Regions from separate parts of the Homo sapiens genome. Here region 1 is linked to region 2. A link is a loop called in an ENCODE intact Hi-C map of the cell type or tissue named here. Cell type or tissue: heart left ventricle. All regions are shown on one strand. Links, peaks and the distances in the headings refer to the core of each region. The heading gives the core; the rest is flanking DNA.

Evidence for each region. Hi-C counts contacts between places; a loop is a spot of excess contacts. Peaks named below come from ENCODE experiments on the same cell type or tissue, not always from the same donor. Only the 100,000 strongest peaks of a DNase experiment are listed, where the experiment ranks them.
Region 1: a loop joins it to region 2, with 2.9 times the contacts of the local background. A loop is called at or near these places in 3 of 110 quality-filtered maps.

Annotation. Positions count from the first base shown.
Region 1 is chr1:222,888,610-222,899,109 of GRCh38, reverse strand. All of the region lies in intron 1 of DISP1 (dispatched RND transporter family member 1), which reads right to left. Among named protein-coding and RNA genes, the nearest start is that of DISP1, 79 kb to the right of the region's middle. In heart left ventricle, for the core only: no CTCF peak of the experiment used is centred there; a DNase peak (open chromatin) is centred at 4,699.
Region 2 is chr1:222,936,940-222,947,439 of GRCh38, reverse strand. It overlaps DISP1 (dispatched RND transporter family member 1), which reads right to left. Exons shown (of 9, transcript NM_001377229.1): 3 at 4,108-4,633. The coding sequence starts at 4,616. It also overlaps the pseudogene NDUFB1P2. Among named protein-coding and RNA genes, the nearest start is that of DISP1, 130 kb to the right of the region's middle. In heart left ventricle, for the core only: no CTCF peak of the experiment used is centred there; no DNase peak of the experiment used is centred there.

The sequences.
Region 1 (10,500 bases), core at 3,406-5,905, 48 kb after region 2:
ATTCATATAAAATATTCTTACATAAGAATATTATATATTCCTATATTTATATAAAGTGTTATTTCAAATAGAAGCTGCTTAAAAGGTATTCATAATTTATTTTGTAAAAAGATATTTAGTTCTTTTCTCCAGAAACATTAAAGATTAAATGTCACAAGGTTAAAATAACTTCATGTTAGATGTGTGCACAAGTAAACCAGATTAGGGCCCAAGTATATCAACTAGATAAGTTAATTTAAACTAGTCAAGAAGTTTAGCTTAGATATACAGGAGATATACGGCAATGAAAGTAACATAATATAACCAAACCCTGAAAGCAGCCTCATACATTATCTATTAAACACTGAAAACAGTATCTTCCCACCAAGTGCAGTAAACTGTCGTGTGGGTCATGTGGGTGACACATTTGAAAATGTTTTAAACCATTAGGCATCTTTTAATTCAAAAAATTTCTGTTATTATTAAATTCCCCAAGCCTCAGCATAACACAGTTACCCAAGTAACAAACCTGAATGTGTACACTTTAATCTATAATAAAAGTTGAAATTAAAAAAAAAAAAACAGTGGTACATGGCACATGTGTAAAATGGTTTAAGGGATAAGTGTATTAATATATTCCTGAATGAATGAACAAATGAAGGAACACTTCAAAAAATTTTTGGCAGGAAGAGTTTCAAGAGTTACAAATTAAGAATTTTCCATTTGTTTTTCAACCAATCACCTTTACTCTTTAAGAACACTCTATGCCACATAAAAACAAAGTTGATACTTCAGTAACTGTGTTCCCTCCCCAACAATCGGCTCTATGATCTCAGTGTTTAAAAAAAAATTCTATTTACCACTTCTGAAAAAGACATTTTGATACTGGCTTCAACTTTTATAATACATCTGCTAGTGCAGGCTTTTTCCACCCCAAACAATGTTTATATCCCTGCAGTTAGATTTCTTCCACATACTATAAGCTATAATCCACATAATAAAAGCTAAAATCCCTGACCAAAACTTTACAGATAAGTGGATTTAATAAGAAAGTGTATGTTTTTCCTCAACGAACATGACTAGTGAATATCAGATGTCACCAGTTCATCTGCAGGACATCAAGATACAAAGCAGGGGAAAAAATTACAGTAAAAATGTACTACTTACTGCGAAGACATAAGACTTAAATATTCCTATGATTCAGATTCGATGGGGAATATACTTTTGAAAATAAATCTGAAATGGACATGTACATGTTTTTACATTACATGTATGTTTAACTAAAACACCAAGTACTTTAGCCTCTGTACATACAGAAAAGTAAATATAATAAAACTGGTATGTATTTTTAAAATAAAAACATTCAAATGAAAGTGAAAGTGATAGATGTTAAGAAATGTTTCCTTGAGGGAGTAAGGCTTACCTCATTATTTCTAGATTTAACCACAACTATTAGGTGCAAAATAAAATGATTAATGACAGGTTCATTGAATTGCCTCCCAGAAGGCTTAATAAAGTATCCTAGAAATACAGTACAACTCCTCATAAATTTAGCCGACAAAGGCTTTTAAAAAGTATACAAAACTATATGCTAACAATATTTTTCATTATTTTTAAAAGTTTCATGTTTTTATTTTTAAACAACTTTGAGGTATAATTTATATACAATAAAATGTACAAATTTTAAACACACAGTGCAATGAGTTTTGACAACGAATAGATGCATCCATGAAACCACAACCTCAATGAAGTTACAGAATATTTCCATCACCACCAAAAGTTCTCTTGTAACCCTCTGTAGTTAATCACCCCACTATATCCCATCACAGGCAAACTGTGATCATTTCTATCATCATAGTTTTGCCTGTTCTAGAACTTCCTAAATGGAACTATATAATATATACTCTTTTGTGCCAAGTCTTTTATTCAACAGATATCTATAAGATTCATCCGTGCTGTCTTTTTATTGCTGAGGAGTATGCCACTGAATGACTATATCAAAATTTGTTTGTCCACTTCCCTATTCATGGATACTTAGATTGTTTTCAGTTTGGGGCTATTACGAATAAGATTCACATGGACACTCATAAGTTAGTCTTTTTGTGGGCACATGTTTTCATGTATGTATGGAATTACTGGGTCATAAGGTACATGCATGTTTACTAAGAAACTCCAAAACTTTCCAAGTGGTTTTGCCATTTCACACTTGTTTTTCATTCTCTCTGATACTTGAAATCCTTGGTCTTTTTCATTTTAGCCATTCTGGCAGTTATAAATGGTATCTCATTGTGGGTTTTAAATAATTTCCCTGATGACTAATGATGATGCTCATCTTTCCATGTGCTTATTGGCCATCTGTATATCTTCTTTGTGTGTCTTTTCAAATCTTTGCTCACCTCTTAAAAGTTGTTTGCCATGTAAGAGTTCTTTTAACATTCTAGATACAAGCCCTTTGTCACACATTGTATTACAAATATTTTCTCCTACTTTGTACCTTGCTTTTTCTTTTTACCTTTTTTTTTTTTTCTCTGAGATAGAGTCTCACTCTGTCACCCAGGCTGAAGTGCAATGGTGCGATCTCAGCTCACTGCAACCTCCACCTCCTGGGTTCAAGCAATTCTCCTGCCTCAGCCTCCGGAGTAGCTGGGATTACAGGCGCCCACCAGCACACCCAGCTAATTTTTGTATTTTTAGTACAGACGGGGCTTCAACATCTTGCTCATGCTGGTCTCAAACTCCTGACCTCAGGTGATCTACCTGCTTTGGCCTCCCAAAGTGCTGGGATTACAGGCATGAGCCACCGCGCCCAGCCTCTTTTTTTTTGAGACAGGATTGTGCTCTGTCACCCAGGCTGGAGTGCAGTGGCAGGATCATGGCTCACTGCAGCCTTGACTTCCCAGGCTCAAGAAATCCTCCCATTTCGGCCTACCGGTAGCTGGGACCACAGGCATGCATCACCATGCTCAGCTAATTTTTTTCATTTGTAGAGACGGTGTCTCCCTATGTTGCCCAGGTTGGTCTCGAATTCCTGGATGTAAAGCTATCCTCCCACCTGGACCTCCCAAACTGCTGGGATTACAGGCATGAGCCACTGCACCTTGTAGCCTCGCTTTTTCATTTTTTAAATGGTATCTTTTGAAGAGCAGAAATTTGTAATTACGATAAAGTCCAATTTATCAACACTTTAAAAAATCTTATGAATAGGCTTTTTAAAAAATCTTGAGAAATCTTTGTGCCTTTCCTAAGGTCACAAAGATTCTCTATGTTTTCTTCTAAAAGTTTCATAGCCTTAGGTTTACAGCATTTAGGTCTATAATCTACTTTTAGAAAATTTTTATATTTGCTGTGGGATAGAGATCAAGTTTTCCCTCTCCACCTGCAAGAGATCCAGTTAACCCATCATATGTGGAAAAGACTGATCCTTCTCCATTGAATTACCTTGGCACCTTTGCTGAAAAATCAGCCGGCCATGTATGTGTGAGTCTTTCAGGACTCTTTATTCTGTTCCATTGATCTGTTTATCAATCATGTTATTTTAAAGAGATAAAATGTACATTAATTATTCTGTTTGTTATAAACAGTCAGAACTGGGCAACTACTGATGTATTCCCAGCATTCCCTCACAAAGGAAAAGAAAATCACAGATTGCGAAAAATGATGAGATAAATGGCAGAAGTTTGTATTTCATCATTTTTTTAAAAAATCAGTTATTCTTAAAACAATAAATATAAGCCAAATTAACAGTAAAATGTGTTGAATTTATTTTCTAAGTTGACTGGTATTCGGTTAACTACTTGGAAAGAGTACAGTGGCAAAAAAGCACCAAGGTCTACAAAAGGTTCCTAATGAGCCTTTCAGAATTTCCCTGATAACTTCAGCTGAGCATTCAACTGGACAGTATCTCCTTAGGCTCATCCCTGGTCAGCTGTTCCAAACCATAACAACCTACCTCTGGTATCTCAGCCCTGCCCTTTGCCCATCACAATTAAGAAATGTGAGTGTACTCCTTTGGAAAGAAAACTGAGACTATTCTCTAGATTTTCAAATGCATCTGTATTTCTACCCATCCTGAAATCCTTCCCCCAAAATAAGGAAAGAAGAAAGGGTGTCCCTACTCAGATGCTTATTTTTCTACCTGTGGGTCCTTAATCCCAGCCTTTGGGTCAAATCAATCTCTTAGGTGGTGTTTCTAAATCTTTAGGAAATAAATTGGAATCTACAAGAATTCTCAATCTCGTAGGTTATTCTGTATTTTTCAAATATTTATTTATGTGTTTTAAAATAATAATGATGGCACCCGCAGCCCGTCTGGAGCAGCCGCTGCAGCGTCGCCGGCTGTAGCAGGGGAGGCACAGCCGGGTTCGTGGTGCCTGTTCCAGGGAGCCAGCGGGAGCGGGAACAGGTGGGAGCCCCACCCATTTCCGAATTGGCAAAGCAGGAGCCCCATGCTCCCAGGCGCAGCTACAGCCACCCAGCCATGGCTGCGGACCCAGGCATCTCTGCACTCTTGGGGGCCCGAGAAGCCCCCTGCCCCCACAGGCTTGGAAGTGACTGCTCCTGCTGCCTGGCCTCCCCCTGCTCCCTGCTCCCAGCACTCGCTCTGATTTGGGAGCAAAGTTGAAGCCGAGTCCAGGCGCTGTCGCAACCCGGGCGGGTGTGTGCACAGTTGAGGCAGTGCTAACACTCCAGCCCCCTGCTGCCTCAGTCCCCTCTGGACTTTGGGTGCCTACAAGTATGGGAGGGAGCCCGAGGGGGCACTGAGGGTGGCTCAGCATTGGCCTGCAGGTGCCTCTCTGCAGGAACAGCCTGGGCGCGATGGACTAAAGTGACTTACGGTGTCAGGAGGCAGACTGGCTCCTGGGTGGAAAGGGGTAGGTCCCTGGTGAAGCCCCACCTTCAAGCCAGGGACGGCCTGAAGCCTGGGGACCGGGCTGTCAGTTCTAGGTGAAGTCTGCACCGGGAGTGAGAACTTAGGGAGCTTTTTCTGGGCCCAACCATGGATCAACCAGTACACACTTCCTGCCTTATGAGACCCATAACCACCCACCCAGTCAGATTCACACAGACATGGGGACTACCGGCTGGGAGAAGGAACTACCCACTTCACGTCTCCTCAACTTGTAGGGATGACCTGCCTGCGGGAGGGAGCTACCCACTTCGGGTCTCCTGAGAACTGTTCTGCCACTCAATGAAGCTCCTCTCCACCTTGCTCACACTCCAGTTGTCCATGTACCTCATTATTCCTGGACACGGGACAAGAACTTAGGACCTGCTGAATGGCAGGGCTGAAAGAGCTGTAACACAAACAGGGCTGAAACACGCCCCCACTCCATTAGCCACGTTGTGGGCAACAAGAAGGAGAGAAGGGAGCCCACATCTAGGAGCTCCCGGAGCCAGGGTTGTGACACTCTCTTTGGGGCTCTGCAGTTCCTGGCATCTCCAAGCTTCCAGGCACCACCACATTCCCCTCATCCAGACATGGGTGCCCGCAGTGGAAGCTGCATGCAGTACATCTGGTCAAGCCGCAGCCTTCCATGGAGTCAGTGCCGGCGCCTGGGGCTGCCCGCCCTGCCACAGCAGCTGATGTGCCTAGCTGTCTGTGCACAGCAGCCAGACCTCACACTCACTCGCCCACACAGCCCTCACCGCTCCATGCCTGGCTTGCCTTTGGCAGGTGTGGGATCCGGGCCGGTAGCATGAGCCAAGCACAGCCTGCCAGGTCGAGTGGGCGGAATGAGGCCAGCAGGCACAAGCAGTGCTCAGGAAGAAGGCTCCGCCAGCTACAGAGGTTTCCAGTTGGCGAAGTAACATCCCAAGGATCCCATGACAATAATGAGTGACAGTAATTATTATATACAGTGAATAATTTTTCCATGATAGGGTTATTATCCATTTAATAGAAAACCACTAAAGTTTTAGTAGTTTTCTTAACACAAAAGATTTAATAATAAAGGCATGGTTTATAATTATCAACCAATATATTGTGGTATTGTGATAAGATCGATATTTTCGTAACATAAAAATGATCTATACCTGATATAGACATCTAATAATAGAAAACATCAAGTGAAGTAAACATTAACACATGTCAAATAGAAATTATTTAAAAATTTACAGATGATATCACAAATATTTGATATTTAAAAGCCACCAATTTTTAATAAAAATTTAAAACACATAAAACATTAATTGCCTTGAGACTTGACTTTTATTTCATGACAAACATTCCAGACATAGAAAACTTTCTTTCATGTTGCATAGATGTTGGTGTGATCACCAAGCTGGACATTCAAACACATTTTGCTTCATTTAAGCTCATTTTCTTCTTTAACAATAAAAATATTTTGTATGCTTGCACTGATTTCGGTTTTGCCATTAAAGTGAATATTGCTTTGCTAATCCAGATTACAGATGTTTCTGATTTCACATCAAAGTGTTCCATAGCCACACTGTGATCATCTCTTGCATTTATTCTGTCAAAAGTATTTACAAATAATCGTAGCCTGTAGCAGATACCAAACACTGGAAGCCCTCAGCAAACATTATTAGGTATAGTATTCAAGTAACGTAACATTCAGATCTCCTAGCAACATTAATAGCATTACAAAGAATCACATGTCCAAATGACCAATTTAAGATTTTGCTGTCAAAACTTATTATTTCTCGGGACACCACTCACTGGAATCATATACAAAATATACTATGTGAATAAGCTTATTCATACTTACGTTATTTGCAAGAATGATTCACCATTAGCAGTAGTCAGGGCTAGGAATACACACTAGTACACGGCAAAGCCACAATAAGACGTGAAGCTTTCTGTCCTGTGTTCCTCTCCAGCTTCCCAGAAATAGCCATCTTAACCTTTGACTCTCTGTGTCATGTTTCCTGCTGTTGCTGCAGACTTGATGTCCATGAATTTAATCAGTAACCTCTGCCTTGACTGCTAAACGTGAAGGAAAATTACAATACCCTGCCTGTTTTCCTGATTTCCCCACCAAATTTTTCAGCATTTGGGAATCTAGAAAAACATAAAATTCCTGAGAAATGCCAGGAAGCAAATCCTAAATGGGAACACTTCTCTTACGTATCTTTATGTAAGGTATCACTCCCTCCTCTCCTCTCCTCTCCCCACCCCCATTAATTTTCTTGCTCTTGGTTTTCAGTCATACAAGATCTTCCTAAGCTCTCTACCATCTTCTAAAACTTGTATGTGCTTCCCTGTATCACCTTCCCTTCATTGCCAATTCTTAAGATAGTTGTTTATATTTACTCCTTCTTCTTCTCCATTGGCCTTTTACTCCTCAACACACACACACCCAAATCCTGGCTTCCACTTTCACTATTCTATAACCTGTTGTACTCACTAATCACCTCAAACTGGCAAATGAGATCAGATCTCTCTCCAGGTCTCATCCTACTTTACCTTCATGTAGCATTTGATGCCATCAACCAATCCCTCCTTCTCAAAACTCTCTTCTAGCTTGGTTTCCCAAGCAGTAATCCATCTACTTTTTCTTACTGCATATTGTTTTTCCTGCTTTTTTGTTTTTTTTGTTGGCTTTTTATTCTGGCCCCCTCTTTAAATATGGATGTTTTTTAAGGTTCTAGGTCTCAGCCCTCTCATCTAAAAGCATTCTTCCTGAGTAATTTTAGCCTACTTTTGACCTATAATATAGTTTACTTCCAAATCCTTATTTCCAGCTTCAATCTTTCCCTTGATCTATAGAAAGAAATTTCTATCTTTCTACTGGATATCTCTACCTGAAAATGGTGAAAATACTTTCATCACAGCTATAGGTAGGAAATTATCTTTGATTATTCCTTCCTTCACAGCATGTTCAGCTGGTCATTAGGTCCCCTCTATCTATTCTACCTTCAAAATGTCTCCGGAATTGTCACTTCACTCTTCCTCTCAGTTTCTATGCTTCAGCTACACTTCATTTCTTAAATGAGCCATGCTTCTCCAACACAATACCTTCACACATGCTGTTCTCTCTTCCTGAAAAGTCATCCCCCCTCCTCTCTTCATCTAGCTAACTCCTGGTATTACGGGTTGGATTATGTCCCCCTCAAATTCATATATTGAAGTCTTAACCCTCAGTACCTCAGAATGTGACCTTATTTGGAAATAAAAGCTGTTGTAGATGTAATTCGTTAAAATGAGTTCATACTGGAGTAGGGTGGGTCCCTACTCCAGTATGACTGATGTCCTTATAAAAAGAGGAAATCTGGACACAGACAAGCACATGGGGAGAACACAATGTGAATGTGAAGGCAGATCAGGCTATTGTGTCTACAAACCAAGTAACACCAAAGATTTCCAACAAACCACCAGAAGATAAGAGAGAGGCATGGAACAGATTCTCCCTCATAGCCCTCAGAAGGAACCAACCCAGCCTACATATTGGTCTTGGACTTCTAGCCTCCAGAACTGAGAGACAATACATTTCTGCTGTTTAAACCACCCAGTTTGTCATACTTGTTATGGCAGCCCTAGAAAACTAACACCTAGTTGTAGCTCAGATTTAAGCTCAAATGTTACTTCTTCCAGAAGTCTTCCCCGATTCCCCCAAAATGAACTATCCCTTATCTCCCTCATTTATCAGCTCTCATAAACACTCATTGCTTTTCCTTTACAGCATTTATCATATTTATCTATGTGATTAATTATACTAAAATTATCTCCTCTACTAGTCTGTAAAGTAGATCAGCTCAGGTACTTCATTAGTTCTCCCTGTATTACTCACTTTGAAGTACTGATCCCTATCTGAAATGATCTTAATCATTTATTTAAGCACTTACCACATTTATTACTTATTTCTCCCTCCACAAAGCACAACCCTAAATTATAGAACAGTGTCTGGCACATAGTTGGTGTTCAACAATTATCTACCAAATGAACTAATGCATAAACTCCAATAGAAGAACCCATAAATGTTTTGCTCACTAATGATTATATATCCAGTTCTTAACATATAGAAAGCTGGTCATATAGAAAGCAATAAATAATTATACATGTTGAATAAATGAGCCTACTTAATAAGTATTTCACTATAAGGAAGCTTATCACTTTAAAAAATCACTTGTAAATATTAACAGTTTGGAGATGATAACCTTTCATATGCTAAAGTAAATCTTTTTTAGTTACATTAATTTACTTCTACTTTCCAGTTGATATTTAATATTTAGAAACATATGCCAATAAAACAGCTTGAAAGGCACAGCTCTAAGCTATGACTGGTTTCAAAATGATTTAAATTCATAGAATAAAAATACAGAACTTCACTACTTCCTTGGTTAAGGTTTCTGCTCTGAAACAACAAAATGGAAAAGTACAAGTGTAAAAGAAGTTTTCAAGATAATGAAATCAGAAATTGTCTTCATTTTATATTACTGCAGTAATGCTGACAACAGTAAGTAATTTTTAAAAGATATTTTTACCCATTATCCCATGTCTCTTAACCTAACAGGCATTTCCTGTTTCTGTGTTTTGTGTAGTCTTTGCCCCAAGGCATATATAGTTCATGTAGTTATAATAAAACGTGGCTCTGTGAAAAAAAAAAAAAATAGTTGCATGGGGAAAATGATAAACCAACCCAATGAAAAATTTACATTTGGAAGAAAAATTGTATCACAAAAGCCAGAAGATATTATCCCAAGTGCTACTGTTTGCATTCTCTCATCTTTAATCAGAAAATCTCTTGAAAGAGTTCCCTTTAAACAGGAGGCTTAAGGAACTGAGGAAAAGCATTTCCTGGAAGAAAACAGAATCACCCATCCTCAATCAGTTCAGCAGACAAGGTATACAAGGTAACTAGATACCAAGCAAAACCCTGGCTTTCAAAGGATTAAACATCAATTTATTTAATACTAGCCTACTTAGATTTTGAGGGTTTTTTCTTCTCCTGTTCTTAACATAAAACTTCTTGACCTCAGAAGAATCCCAATACCTTTTCCCAAAATATGCCATATAGTGTAATAAAAAATATAAAATATACTCCACCCAAATTATAAAGTGTGTTTTTAAAGAGTTGGAATCTTAGGGGAAAAAAACATTTATCTTAAATGTCTCAAAGTAACATTCCCAACACACAAAAAACTGATAAATGTTTGAGATGATGGATATTCCAAGTAATCAGATTGATCACTATACATTATATGTATAGAAACATCACTATGTACTCCATGGATATGTACAATTATTATTTGCCCATTTAAAAAATTTTTTGAAGAAAGAGAAAAAAGTAAGCAACTGAATAAACTAAGAAATCTCTTCACAGCCTTTCAAATAGAAACACACACACACACACACAACTGACAAAGCCAGTTACTCAAGATAAAGTTGTCACTAAAATAACAAAAAGAAACCTTGCATTTTAATTGTTCTATAAAAGGTAATATTGTTGATGTTTAAGACGATTTGGTTACTCTCTCAGTATGTGGGAGAAAATAAAAATTTTCTAAATACTTTCTGGCTTGCTTTTTATCTTCAATGTACAACAGAATACATTCTGATAA
Region 2 (10,500 bases), core at 3,635-6,134:
GTGTAATTGATAAAATGATAAAATGTAACTGATAAAATGATAAAATATAATATATAAATATACAATGGAATATTATTCAGCCTTAAAAAGAAAGGAAATTATGACACATGCTACAACATGAATGACCCTTGAAGACATTATGTGGAGTGAAATAAGCCAGACAAAAAAAAGGCAAATACTATAGGATTCAACTTATTTGAGGTATCTAGAGAAGTCAAATTCATGGAGACAAAAAGTAGAATAGTGGTTTCCAGGGGCAGGCAGAGTTATAATTTAGTGAGTATGGAGTTTCAGTTTGGGAAGATGAAATAGTTCTGGACAAAGGTAGTAGTGATGGGTGCACAACAAGGTGAATGTACTTAATGTCACTAAACTGTATACTTAAAAATGGTTAAAATATTAAGTTTTATGTTATGTATATTTCACCACAATAAAAAAAATCACAAACACACACAAATCTATAATGAGTCCTCATTAGCCTCAGGATGAAATCTAGAGATTGCCTTAATGTGGTTCACAATACCCTTCAGGATTTAGTCCTAGTATACCTCTCCTCTTGCTACCACTCTCTCTTCCACTAGGGTCCAGCCATATTGACCTATGCTGGAGCTGAGCTCACACCACCTTGTAAAAGTATTTGCACAAACTGTTCCCTCTGCCTAAAAGACAAGCCTCTTCAATTCTCTCTCCATCTGTAACTTTTCTTCATCTTTAGCCCTGTGTATTCCTTCTTGATAGTACTTACCACAATACTGTACCTGCCTATTTGCTTTACTGGCTCCCTTCCTACTAGTTTATAGCTGTATGAAGGCAAAAGAATGTCTCAACTTGTTTGGAATTATATCCTCGGTGCCTGGCACATATAAGAATTCAGTAAACATTGTGGATTATATAAGTAAATGTAGAAAATAGCAAAGTAATCATTGAGGCACAATAAAGTATGTAACATACACAAATGGACACATACCATTCCTCTGCAGGCATCTTTAAAATATTTTATGTCTGTTACAAACAGATAACCAAAAGGCTCAAATTCTTTTTTTTTTTTTTTTTTTTGAGATGGAGTCTCACTTTGTCGCCCAGGCTGGAGTGCAGTGGCGTGATCTCAGCTCACTGCAAGCTTCGCCTCCTGGGTTCACGCCATTCTCCTGTCTCAGCCTCCCAAGTAGCTGGGACTACAGGCGCCCGCCACCATGCCCGGCTAATTTTTTTTTTTTTTTTTGTATTTTTAGTAGAGACGGGATTTCACTGTGTTAGCTAGGATGGTCTCGACCTCCTGACCTCGCGATCTGCCTGCCTCCGCCTCCCAAAGTGCTGGGATTACAGGCATGAGCCACCACGCCCGGCCAAGGCTCAAATTCTTGAGATAAAATTCTAAATATAAAAAATTTCCTTCATACTAATCTACTTTCTTCTACAAATTTTTTTGATGGACAATTGTGGCAATTTTAAAGTTAATGTTTTTCAAATTAAGTATGAGTGTTTTTATTTCTCTCATAACTTTTAAAATGTAAACATTATATAGTTCAGCCACTGCCTTTACTTCCAAGCAACTTCTCCATGGGTGTCAATTCCCTTTTAAATAAAATACTATTTTTCCAGAAGGCAGTTAGCTTTTCATCATTCTTTCTCTTTAGATAACATACAAAGACAAATCCTATACGGACAAGTCTATGGACCCAGTGCTCATACACAGTCTCAAGTCAGTCCACCATGATTGCAAAAGCCCCAGTTCCAACAATGACCCCACAACCAAGGGTAGTGATGAGCTCAGCCACCTGCCTATCAGTTCGTTTTTTTAATGCCATTCTATTTCAAGTGTACACAGGGATCTCACTGCTTTTGAATTAGGTCAGTGAGAAATGCTAAGTCAAAATCCTGAAAATCTTGGCACAACCTTCCATACTGAAAGAATTGGTTATTTGTTCACCAGTTTTATGTTGTAATTTTTTAAGAGGAGGTATCAGCTTCAAAATGCAGAAATATCTATCTTATTTCATACTTTGCAACCATATAATTTATTATTTGAAACATCAATATTTATGATAATTTAATAATCAACTGTTCACACAGTTTGATTCAAAATGGAAAGAGTCTAAAACTAGCCATGTAGCACAATGTGGTCAGGACAAATCTTCTAAGAAATGGCTTTGGTAAATGTGGTGAACTTCTTATCATAGCCTATAATTAAACGACTCTCAAAGCCAGTCTGGAAAATGTATTCAGAAACTGCAGTAACATGCTGTGAAGGACTCTCCTCTTTCCCCCTCCTCACTCTTTCTTTCTGCTTTATTACCACGTTTCCCTTCCTCTCTTTAAAAAGAGTGTAACCAGATAATCTCAACAATGTTCAAAACCTGATAAAGGTGAAAAGTATTTATCACTTAATCCCTTTTTGGATCTGACTTTTTTCCCTTTTTTTTTTGTAGATACAGAGTTTTGCTATGTTGCCCAGGCTGGCATTGAAGTCCTGGGCTCAAGCAATCCTTCCACCTCAACCTCCCGAAGTGTTGGGATTCTGTAATCCCCGCAGCCATGAGCTGCAGCACCCAGCCCTGACTCTTTAATCAGAAGTGAATTTGTTACATGCATACAGTGGATTACTACTCAGCAATAAATGGAAAAACAAATACATACAATAACTAGAAGAAACTCAAAAATATTATGCTGAGCAAAGATTGCCAAACACGAAAGAGTGCATACTGTATGATTCCACTTATCTGAAGTTCTAGGAGTAGGCAAAACAAATCTATAGTAATAGAACTCAGCAGTGATTGCTTCTGGTGAAGACAGAGGGAATAACTGAGAAAGGGCATGAAGGAACTTACCTTCTGGGGTGACAGAAATGTTCTACATCAGACCAAAATATGGGTTACACTTTTGTATACGTTTGTCAACACTGATCGAACTGAATAATTAATCTGTACATTTCCCTGTATATAAATTATACCCTAATTTTAAAGAGAATGCTCTTTTTCTAGTTAAACTTTTTATTACTTAAAAATGTGAACTAATACTAGGTCTCTAGAAAGTACTTAGTATTTTGTAAAATATATTACCATTGCTAACCTATACTGAATGCAACTTAACTTACCCATGGAAAAAATAGCTGAAAATCATACATATGAGAAACTATGGACTGAGGTGGAAATAAGCACTGGCAATGATATTGATTTTTCTAGTACTTTTCAAGGTACCAGATCTAAAAATGCTTTACAAAAAATATTTTTAAAAGTCCCGTGCTACAATTCACAGGTTTTATCTGCTATGAAGGGAATTGCTACTTTCATTTGATCTCAGCATACCACATAGTCACCAAAACACAGGAATAGAAATGTTGAGTACAGCCATAAGGCAGCATGAGGAGGCAAGGTGTTTTTTTGTTGTTGTTGTTGTTTCTTTTTTCTTGGAGACTGAGTTTCACTCTTGTTGCCCAGGCTGGAGTGCAATGGTGTGATCTCGGCTCACCACAACCTCCACCTCCCAGGTTCACGCGATTCTCCTGCCTCAACCTCCTGAGTAGCTGGGATTATAGGCATGCACCACCACGCCCAGCTAATTTTTTGTATTTTTAGTAGAGACGGGGTTTGTCCATGTTCGTCAGGCTGGTCTCAAACTCCCAATCTCAAGTGATCCGCCTGCCTCGGCCTCCCAAAGTGCTGGGATTACAGGCATGAGCCACCGCATCTGGCCGGCAAGGGGTTTTTTACTTCTTTTTCATAAATGTTCACCACTATCAATAACAGCAAATAAATGACTGCTGTTTAGTCTCATCATAAATATGCTTCCCATGTACAATAACAGAAATTGCTAACAATAAAACTTTTTGTTGAATTTTATAACTCAAGGTCTAGCAGATATTCCTAACCAGTTTGCAGACAGGGAAAGGGGAAGGGAGGATTTGACTAACAAGTCAGTGGATAAAATCGATATACAGTATTATTTTATTTGCGTTTTTGTTGGCTTCACACAATCCACAGAATATGCGTTTTCATGTTTTCTTTCTGTGCCTCATTTTTCTCCTCTCCTTTCAGGAAAATAAACACAAGCTGTCATGTTCACGTGGCATTAGTTGAATGCTAAAAGCAAAACTTTCGGATCACTTACCTTATGTTGGCTATGTGCTGTTGCACAGGCTGATGCTGAAAATGGTCAGGCCACGGATGATGCAGGCAGAAGGATGGAGAGGGCTGAAGACAGCACGTAGTCTGATACACAGGTGAATGATTTGGACAAAGAGATGCAGAATACTCGGAGTGTGGCTGCATGCAACACGAGGCCAAAGCAGAGGGTGCTGCAGGGCCAGCCTCGGGATGGCACTCTTGGTGACTGCTATGGCTAGTCAAAGGGTGATGGTATGGGCAAGGATGGCAGCATTGGGGTAACATCTGAGGCATTCTTTGGTTGTCTAAAGGCAGAAAGGATGATTTGACCGTGCCATTAAGTTGCAGGCATCCATTTGGACTCACTTTTGTTCTTGTTGCTTCTTTGGGTGTGAGCTGCTGGGCTGCATGGTCTCCATCACAGGGGGTGAGGGGACTCGGGTTAGCAGCACTGGTTGCGATGCTGCTGTTGCTCAGAACCACAAAATCATTGTTTCCATTGCTCATAGCCATGCTCCAATTTCTTGACTCTAAGTAAGAAAATCATAAAATCGCCCAGTTACAGTCAGGCAGGCAAATATGTAGGAAAGACAAGTATGATATTTAAAAACAGCTCATTGAAAATGAGGGTTCTTGCAGAGTTGTGAGACAGTGGTAGAAATTCCGCAGCATCTGTGATGGAACCAGCCAACACAGTGGCACTCCTCTTCTTTCCTCCAGCTATTTTAGGCACCTTAAAAACCCTCTTCTATTCCCATTGATCACTTTTCTCCTGCCCACCTCTCCTTTCAGTGCCCTTCTTCTCACCCCATCCTAGATGCACAAGTAATCAGTTAAGAACTAGACCATTTTGCATGAGAGGAGAGGATACAAATAGCATCCTTTAGCTTTTCAACAATATCATGGTTGGCTTATATGTTCTGATTTAGGAGTGACGGGCAAAATGAAGGGCCACTCTGAGGGTAATTCATTGTACAAGGTTAAAATAATTTGAATAATCTTAAGAATGTTTTGTATCTTAGAAAAATCTCAAGAATATATGATTTTTCCCCTTAGTCATTCAAGTCTGAGAATAATAAATTAAAACCAGTCAGGAAAGCTAAGAATTCTAGCAACCAAAATATCAGATGCAAAATTCTATATAATATACTACAGGTGACATTGCCTGCACATGAGAAAAATAATACTATGGGTGGGATTTGCTTCAAATGAGTTTTTTTTCTTACTTTTTTTTTTCCTTCCACCAAAAGGTTCAGGGCTTCAATATAAAGGAAGATCCTTAGATGCTCAAATTACCAGCAGCAAGTGTGTCCAATCAACAAACAAAAAAACAGACAATCTCCCTATCCCTTTGCTCACTGCACTACCCTCTGAGCAACATACACACAAAATCCGGGAATTCACAGTAAAAAAAAAAAAAAGGGTCATCAAATGCTATTAGTCTATTCAACATATACATAAAAGCCAACAACAACAACAAAAAGAAAACTGTAATTTAGCTCGCTAACCCTTCTAGCATGCCATTCTCTAAGTAGACAAAACGGCTTGTGCAGGAATCTCTTTCTAGTCCTTCCCCACCTCTGGCAGACACACAGGTAATCAGAAGAAATCATCTTTTTCAGTCTGAGTACATAGTAATCTCACTGGCAAACCTGGATCCCCCATGAGGATTCCTATGTACATTTTCACCCAGTATGTAAACTGCTCAGCAGAGGCATTTGTGAGCAGAGCATGCCCATACTAGGATGTAAATTTAGCATATTTACCTTTCAGACAAAATTCCTCAAACACACCCTACCCCACATACACAAATTCAGTTAAATAAACATCATGCAATAGGAATTTCTTAATAAATTGCTTAGTGGGAAGACAAAGCATTTAAAAACATCAAAATATATATAAAATCAAGTAGATGTTACTTCCCTCATTAGTCTTACATCACTTTTGAAAATGGCTTGCCAATCCCAAACTTCCTTTTACAATGACCATTGAGAGGGATTCTGAACTGTAGTAAATACAGTTGCTCTCTCCTTCATTAAATCACTTTCCAATGTTCCCAGTGTTAAACAAACATCCACTGTAAAACATTCAAAGAATATACCCAACACAGAGTAATAGTAGTTAATGTATTATCTAAACTAGCAGGAGGTAGGGTAGATATACTGACCGGCAAGAGCACTAATGTGATCCAGGAGGCAAGAACTAATCTCATCATTTTCTAAATGTGCCATCTCAGCAAGATCTGCTCATTTATGCTTCAGTTTACTGAAGAATATAACCTCCCTTTTGTTGTTAACAAAAGAAAAAGCCATATGCAAAGGTTATGAAAATAACAAAACATAAAGGACATTTAAAGAAGCACTGGACGTTTTTTAAAAAAGCTAATTGAAATTTAAGATGTTTAATTGTGTCTTAGATAATGTAGGAAACAATCACTAGATGAGATCAATGTAATTATTTCCCAGAATTAGAAACTCTCATTGTACGAGCACTCCATTCAAAGAAATCACTGCAGGCACACGCTTTTCTCCAACCTCCACCTGTACCTCAGTTAAACTATCACAGCTGATGGGAATCTGCTGGGCTAAATGGGAAAGTCAACTCCTCCTGCCCTTTCCATCAGGAGGGCTGAAGGAAAGAATACTTCTAATTTGTTAGTTTGTTTTTACCATCCCAGGTTGGTTAATGTATCATCTCAAATAGTCTACTTTTTCCTAGGTATTTAATTCAATCAATTCTACTGATTCTAATCACAGATGCTGGGTAAGTCATGCCAGTGAGAAGCATCTAATAACAACAAATGACTTAAAAGTTTCAAAGTGAAACTGGCTGATAGGGTTTGGATCTGTGTCCTGCCCAAATCTCATGTCGAACTGTAATCCTCAGTGTTGGAGGTGGGGCGTGGTGGGAGGTGATTGGATTATGGGGCTAGATTTCCCTCTTTGTGCTGTTCTCATGATAGTGAGTGGGTTCTCCTGAGATCTGGTTGTTTAAAAGCATGTGACACATGTCCCCGGCCAACTTTCTCCTTCTCTGGCCAGCTTCCCCTTTACCTTCTGCCATGATTGTGAATTTCCTAAGGCCTCGCCAGAAGCTGAGCTGGTGCTGCCATATTTCCTGTACAGCCTGCAGAATCGTGAGCCAATGAAACCTCTTTTCTTTATAAATTACCCAGTCTCAGGTTATTTTTTTTTCTTTTCTTTTTTTTTTTGAGATGGAGTCTTGCTCTGTCACCCAGGCTGGAGTGCAGTGGCGCGATCTCGGCTCACTGTAAGCTCCACCTCCCAGGTTCATGCCATTCTCCTGCCTCAGCTTCCCAAGTAGCTGGGACTACAGGCGCCCACCACCACGCCTGGCTAATTTTTCATATTTTTTAGTAGAGACGGGATCTCACCGTGTTAGCCAGGATGGTCTCGATCTCCTGACCTCGTGATCCGCCCGCCTCAGCCTCCCAAAGTGCTGGGATTACAGGCGTGAGCCACTGCGCCCGGCCTTTTTTTTTTTTTGACAGGATCTCCATCTGTTGCCCAGGGTGTAGTGAAGTGGTGTAATCTTGGCTTACTCACTGCAACCTCCACATCCTGGGTTCAAGTATTCTCCCACCTCAGCCTCCTGAGTAGCAGGGATCACAGGTGTGTGCCACCACACCCAGCTAATTTTTGTATTTTTTGGTAGAGACAGGGTTTCACCATGTTGGCCAGGCTGGTCTCGAACTCCTGACCTCAGGTGATCTGCCCACCTCGACCTCCCAAAGTGCTGGGATTAGGATTACAGGCGTGAGCCACTGTGCCCAGCCCAGGTATTTCTTTATGGTAGTGCAAGAACTGAATACATTGGGCTTCAGACAGAATCCCATCAACCTCTAACTCCCTTCAAAGAACCCTGAAATCCCCTCTAGACCCTCCTCAATCTTCATGTTTTCCTATCTTCTAATTAAATCTGCTTATCCTCAGTAAAAAAAAAAAAAAAAAAAAAAAAAAATTATTTTTCTTCATAATCAGAATCACAACTATCATTCTCTTTTAAATTTATTACAAATGTATCGTTTTGTAGTTACACAAGAGTTAAATAGATTCTTATATGCCAGCTGGGGACCTAATCATCACTTATAACATGTTTTTTCCACATGGTAAAATGCAGTTCAAATGCCAAATAACTGACTTACAAATGAATTTTTGGAACACAACCTATTTTGTAACTTGGGAGACTTCTTGTAATGAAGTAGGAACTAGTAAAGAATAATTTGAACTCTGACTTTGGCTTGTATTTGAAGCAAGTCACATGAGTGTTCTCTGATTCCATTTCTTTAATTATAACATGGGACCAATCAATTTGACCTCATAAGTATGTAAAAAGTACAGGTAAAAAAATTTAGAAGCAAAAACAGAAAAAATATTTTATGAACTGTCTATAGATTATTTAAGTTCAATGGATGCATTTGGGTAGGTGTTCAGGTGACCAGCCAGAATAGGAAAGTATTTCACTCTGAGATCAGGAGTTAACCCTAAGGCCCATACAGAGAAAGATCATCCCTTCCCCCTCTTCATCCCGTCCTTCCTTCCTTCCTTCCTTCCTTTTTTTTTTTTTTTTTTTTTTTTTTTTTAAAGACAGGGTCTTGCTCTGTCACCCAGGCTTGAGTGCACTGGTGCGATCATGGCTTCCTGCAGCCTAGACCTCCCAGGCCCAAGCAATCCTCCTGCCTCAGCCTCCTATGTAGCTGGGACCATAGGCATGTACCATCATGTCATGCTAATTTTTAATTTTTTTGTAGAGGTGGGTTCTCCTATGTTGCCCAGTCTGGTCTCAAATCCCAGAGCTCAAGCGATCCTCCTGCCTCAGCCTCCCAAAGTGCTAGGATTACAGGATGAGCCACCATGCCCAGCCTCCTTTTTCTTTAGAACTGAGATAAATGAGGAAAAAATCCAGTCTGAGCCTAAGACGGAGGGAACTAACAGGAAAGAAGAATAAGATAGAGGAAGTATAAGTATAATAGGAGTGGAATAAGGAGTTCCTGAGAGTCTTAATACCCTTACATTTGTCAAACTATTGTGATAAGTGTAATGGTATATGATTATGAATGCAGTGATAGTAATATTTATAGTGAAAGTTTAAAATCGGTTTTGGGTAAAATATAATGAGTAACTTTAAAAGACAGCTATGTTGAGACTGGGCACAGTGGCTCATGCCTGTAATCCCAGCACTTTGGGAGGCTGAGGCAGGAAGACTGCTAGGGCTCAGGAGTTTGAGACAAGCCTGAAAATATAGTGAGACCTTGTCTCTAAAAACAATTTAAAAGTTAGCTGAGCATGGTGTTGTTTGCTTGTAGTCCCAGCTACTCAGGAGGCTGAAATGGGAGGATCACTTGAGCCCAAGAGACGGAGGTTGTGGTGAGCTTGAGACACACCACTGCATTCCAGCCTGGGTGGTAGAACGAGACCCTGTCTCAAAACAAAACAAAACAAAACAGCTATTGTTGAAATCACCTGTTCTCCCAGGGCCATAAAACACAGGGGAATGCAAAAAAAAAAAAAAAAAAAAAAGGCAAGCTATTATTGAAGCATTGGCTTGAGATGTGATGTGCCCACACCAAGATATTTTAATGCATTTCCTGCTGTTCATGAATATAACATGCCAATATCAACAAATTCAAGCTTCTAATCTCATATCCCCTATTTTACATTTTTAGCCAGCATTTTAATGTCCAGAATGATTTAGCAATTTTGGGGCTACAAGGTCTTTGGCCAAAAACCATCTTTCGATTAAATTTTAAAATATACATTTCATAGGATTACTATGAGAATGTAAAAATGTTTTGAAAACCAGAATGGGCTATATAACACGAGAGTGTTAATACCCTTGTATATATAACACTATGTATGTATACATATATGAATACTCTTGTATAATACATAACGCAAGTAAATTAATATATTGAAGTATAGAGAGGGGCAGGGCGCAGTGGCTCACGCCTGTAATCCCAGCACTTTGGGAGGCTGAGGCGGGTGGATCACGAGGTCAGGAGATCGAGACCATCCTGGCTAACACGGTGAAACCTCGTCTCTACTAAAAATACAAAGAAATTAGCCGAGCGTGGTGGCGGGTGCCTGTAGTCCGAGCGACTCAGGAGGCTGAGGCAGGAGAATGGCGTGAACCCAGGAGGCGGACCTTGCAGTGAGCCGAGATCACGCCACTGCACTCCAGCCTGGGCGACAGAGCAAGACTCCGTCTCAAAATATATATATATAAACTGTAATATATTAAATAATATATTATATATTGCATATTATATATAATATATTATATAATATGTAATATATAATATATAATATTCTATATTATATAATATTATATATATTATAAAATATTATTTATAAATAATATAATATGTAATATATAA